Regions from separate parts of the Homo sapiens genome. Here region 2 is linked to region 1. Evidence: read pairs that join two places in POLR2A ChIA-PET (ENCODE). Cell type or tissue: Panc1. All regions are shown on one strand.

The links. Peaks named below come from ENCODE experiments on the same cell type or tissue, not always from the same donor. Only the 100,000 strongest peaks of a DNase experiment are listed, where the experiment ranks them.
Region 2: POLR2A ChIA-PET joins it to region 1 with 9 read pairs; 3 of 35 experiments call an interaction of 5 or more read pairs at or near these places.

The regions. Positions count from the first base shown.
Region 1 is chr12:104,251,581-104,254,080 of GRCh38, reverse strand. TXNRD1 (thioredoxin reductase 1) reads right to left here. Exons shown (of 17, transcript NM_001093771.3): 2 at 2,403-2,500. Among named protein-coding and RNA genes, the nearest start is that of TXNRD1-AS1, 28 kb to the left of the region's middle. In Panc1, a CTCF peak has its summit at 522; no DNase peak of the experiment used is centred here; H3K27ac peaks cover 1,793 bases.
Region 2 is chr12:104,343,795-104,346,294 of GRCh38, reverse strand. The region is part of intron 16 of TXNRD1 (thioredoxin reductase 1); the gene reads right to left. Among named protein-coding and RNA genes, the nearest start is that of EID3, 41 kb to the right of the region's middle. In Panc1, no CTCF peak of the experiment used is centred here; no DNase peak of the experiment used is centred here.

The DNA.
Region 1 (2,500 bases):
ACTCTGACTTTAGAGTCCAGGCTCTTAACCTGTTTGGTAACGAAAAAGACTAGACAAGCACGTAATTTCAGAACTAAGAAAACCCTCAGGCTGGGCGCAGTGGCTCACGCCTATAATCCCAGCACTTTTGGAGGCTGGGGTGGGAGGATCACGACAAGCTCAGGAGTTCGAGACCAGCCTGGCCACATAGTGAAACCCCATCTCTACTAAAAATACAAAAATTAGCCAGGCATGGTGGTGTGCACCTGTAGTCCCAGCTACTTGGGAGGCTGAGGCAGGAGAATCACTTGAACCAGGAGGCGGAGGTTGCAGCGAGCCGAGATCACACCACTGCACTCCAGCCTGGGCAACAGAGCGAGACTCTGTCTCAAAAACAAAAACAAAAAAACCCTCAATAAGCAACTAGTTCAAGCCCTTCATTTTAAAGATTAAAAAAAAGGAAGTGGCAGGCGGTGCGGGGGAGGGGCAGTAGGTCCCAAAAGCAGATAAGAATTGCAGAGCTACATAATTAAGCCCCTAGAGGCCAAGAATTACATAGCAGATTTCTAATGCCCAGCCCTCTTCTAAATTCTCTAGCACTTGCTGCCTGTCCAATCATGTAGAATTTAGCATGGGTTATCTGAGATCATTTTTCTTCTTAAGCCTATGTTCTGCCCTCAGTTGAGCTAAACCCCCAGGGATGGGACTGTGTCTTCTGCCTCTTTGCAATCCTACTCCCAATATGATGTCCTACATGAAAGGCATCACTATCATATTGATAGGGATGAAGCCTAAGGTGGCATCGATGCAGAATGTGTTCAGGAGAGACACAAGGATGAAAGGGTCTCCGTACCTCAGTGTTTTTGCCGCCCACCTTCCTTTTTCTTTACTTGGGAAAAAAGTGCACGTGTGCACAGACACACACACATGCAGAACGAGAGAGAGAAACAGAGAGAGAGAGTCCAAAAAGCCCATAAGCCCATTTATTTCTATGTAAGGCTTCCAGAATAAAAAGACTTCTGAATTCAAACTCCTTGAGATCTGGAAAGTAAGTCATGGGGCAGACAAGTTGAGAGAAAATTAAACTTAATAATAAAATCGGCCGGGCGCGGTGGCTCACGCCTGTAATCCCAGCACTTTGGGAGGCCGAGGCAGGTGGATCACAAGGTCAGGAGATCGAGGCCATCTTGGCTAACACAGTGAAAACCCGTCTGTACTAAAAATACAAAAAATTAGCGGGGTGTGGTGGCGGGCACCTGTAGTCCCAGCTACTCAGGAGGCTGAGGCAGGAAAATGGCATGAACCCGGGAGACGGAGCTTGCAGTGAGCTGAGATCGCGCCACTGCACTCCAGCCTTGGCAACAGAGCGAGACTCCGTCTCAAAAAAAAAAAAAAAAAAAAAAAAAAAAAATATATATATATATATATATATATATATAAAAAATAATAAATTAACCTCTCAGTGAACCTGGACAGATGGCCAGTTATATTTACCTAAGACTCCATTGTGTAGGCCTAGAGCTAAACTTCAGTGACATTTAAATGCCCTCAGCCTTCCTATGAAGCACCAGACAGATCAGGTTTGCCTTTCAATTCTCACCTTCGTTAATGGTTAAGTCCACCCTGGTTTATTCAGGGTGGACTAAACTAATCCTCCCCTTGGCTGTAACCACTGACCTTTTCTCTCTGATAATCTAAGATTAAGAACCAAGTAGGAAACAGTTTATTCTTTGTGAAGTTATTTTCCCCATAATAAACCAAAGCATGAAGAGATATTTATCAAAATTTGGTAGTACCCTAAGTAACCATTCCTTATGAAATATTCCCTACAGACATATCTGAAAGGGCCGCAAATCAACCGGTTTGGTAACTCCCCCACCCTAACCTTCCCTGACCTCGACTACCTGAATATGTCTCATACTTCCCAAAAGCTCAGAAAGATTATTCAAACAATATTTTGTTATCAAATCCACATTTTACAATTACTCTGAAGCAAGTTACACCTACATATACTTTTCCTTTTTTTTTTTTTTTTTTTGAGATGGAGTCTGACTCTGTCCCCCAAGCTGGAGTGCAGTGGCACTATCTCGGCTCACTGCAACCTCTGCCTCCTGGGTTCAAGTGATTCTCCTGTCTCAGCCTCCCGAGTAGCTGCGACTACAGGCACATGACACCACGTTGGGCTAATTTTTGTATTTTTAGTAGAGATGGGGTTTCATCATGTTGGCCAGGATGGTCTTGATCTCTTGACCTTGTGATCCACTCACCTTGGCCTCCCAAAGTGCTGGGATTACAGGTGTGAGCCACCGCGCCCAGCCTACATACACTCTTCCTAAAGGTAAAATCCAGTTGTTTACATTTGAGCTCAAAAGTCTGTCAAATTCCTTCAATTCCATTTAAACCCCTTGAGTTTAAAGCCTTACCTCAGTACAGCGTGTGCATGTGGACCTACTGAAGATGACCACAGAGTGACCATCTATATAGGCCTGAAGCAGGGCTCTGGAGTCTGCAGTGGCCGTGC
Region 2 (2,500 bases), 92 kb before region 1:
ACGCCTGCAATCCCAGCACTTTGGGAAGCCAAGGCGGGAGGATTGCTTGAGCCCAGGAGTTTGAGACCAGCCTGGGCAACATAATGCGACCCTGTCTCAAATATATATATATATATTAGCTGGAAACAGTGGCATGTACCTGTGGTCCCAGCTACTCAGGAGACTGAGGCAGGAACATCGCTTGAGCTTGAAAGGTCAAGGCTGCAGTGAACTGAGATCACACCACTGCACTCCAGCCTGGGTGACAGGAACCCTATCTCAAATAAATGAAAAAAACTGCTTGGGTCAATTGACAGATTTCATTCGTACACAACTGTTTTAGAATTTTTATAAAAACATGTATTTTTAAAAAATGAGCAGAAGGGGCAGCCTCCATGCCCTTCCATCCCAACACACAGGACTCGTACAAGGGTCAGGAGCTGCTGGAGGCTTTCCACCTCACATACTCTTATCTGTCCCCACCACTTCCAGCCGCAGAAGGCTCCCTCACTTTAGAGTGGGATTATATTGACTATTAAATTAAAAACAAACAAAAAACACAAAAACTTTTAATATTTGGCACTAAAATTCATTTAAGACATTACAAGGAAGTATTTTCAAATGTTTTCCTCTTGAACTATTGTTTTTCTCCTCTACAAGTGAACTTCATAACTATGTGTAATCCGTTTCCTACTCAATGACTGCGGCTCAGGTGTTCAGAATAAATGACCACCAACCCCATCTCACACTGAATACGGCAAATGCATTGCTAATGCCCCAGGCGCTGAGAATCCCTCTCACACAGGACAAACAAGAGTAGCCTCTCCTCTTACAGCAATTCTAGAATTCTAGTAATTCCCTTTGGAAATTACTTTGCTAAGGAATTTGTCAACTTTTGTAAGTAATTACTCCTCAGAGTCAAAGACTGCTCTCAATTGCCCAGGATTTTTACCAAAGTGAGTCACTGTGCCAGCCTACCACAGCTGGCTCTGGAGCTGCAGCTATTTTTGAGCACTCAGTTTAAAGTAGTACTCAGGACTGGTTTAAAAATTATTATTATTTCTAATTCATCCACTGGACTAACACTTGTGAAATTCACTGACAATGTACTGGGGAAATGAAATTTTAAAAGGCATGTAAAATTAAAACACCATTGTTTATTACTAGATCAGTCACTGTCAAATTATTGTTAAAATTTCTAAACTTTCTTCTTCGTTTCTAGCCTTCTATCATTATGGACTAATAACAAACATTCTGTGGACCACTTCTGAACCGCATTCCCCACAGAATATCACATTCCCCACAGAATATGTCTGGACGATAAAAACAGTGGGTCCAGTAGCAAATCCAAATACTATCCAAGTCAGAACCCAGCATTTGGCAGAGAAAAGAGTTCCTCCTATGAACCCCTAAAAGACTTCCTTGGGATAAATGCCCAGTTAAGTAGTGGGATTGCTGGATCATATGGTAGCTCTATTTGCAGATTTTTGAGGAACCTCCATACTGTTGACCACAGTGGCTGTGCTAGCTTACTCACAGAAGTAAAAAGTAGAACAGAGATTACTAGAGGCTGGTAAGGGTTGGGAGAAGGAGATAGGGAGAGATTTGTTAAAGGATATAAAACTACAGCTAGATAGGAGGAATATGTTCTATAGCACCTTAGGATAACTACAGTTAAACAATAATGCATACTTTCAAATAGCTAGAAGGATATGGAATGTTCTCAACACAAAGAAATGGTCAATGTTTGAGATGATTGATAGGCTAATTACCCTAATCTGATCACTATAAACTCTGTGTTTCAAAACATCACTATGCACCCCATAAATATGTACAATTATTGTGTCAATTAAAAATAATTTTTTAAAATGTCCATAACCAGGAGTTTAAAGCCTTTGGTTTTTCAAAATCCAGTATCAACGCAAGTAGTTCACAACCAGGGTTTAAAAAAAAAAAAAATCACTGGAGCTTTTTCACAATATGTATCTCTCTCCAACCCCCATTAAAAATACTGGCATGATGACCTTTCAGTCCAGCCACATCGTCTCCCCTCCCAAGCCACAGCCACATCTATAATATCCTGGGGAAAAAACAGCTAACAGGTGCAGCTATTCGGCATCTATTAAATGCCAGGAACTCTCCTACACACTTTACAGGTTGCATTTTAATCAACCCTACAGTTAGATATTCCCTTATTTTATTTTACTTTTTTTTTTATTTGAGATAGAGTCTCGCTCCAGGCTGGAGTGCAGTGTCGTGATCTCGGCTCACTGAAACCTCCACCTCCCAGATTCAAGCAATTCTCATGCCTCAGCCTCCTGAGTAGCTGGGACTACAGGTATGCACCACCACATCAGGCCATTTTCGTATTTTTAGTAGAGACAAGGTTTTGCCATGTTGGCCAGGCTGGTCTTGAACTCCTGACCTCAGATGATCTGCCCACCTTGGCCTCCTAAAGTGCTGGGATTACAGGCGTGAGCCACTGAGCCAGGCCATTTTGTTTTATTTTTTTTTTTTGAGA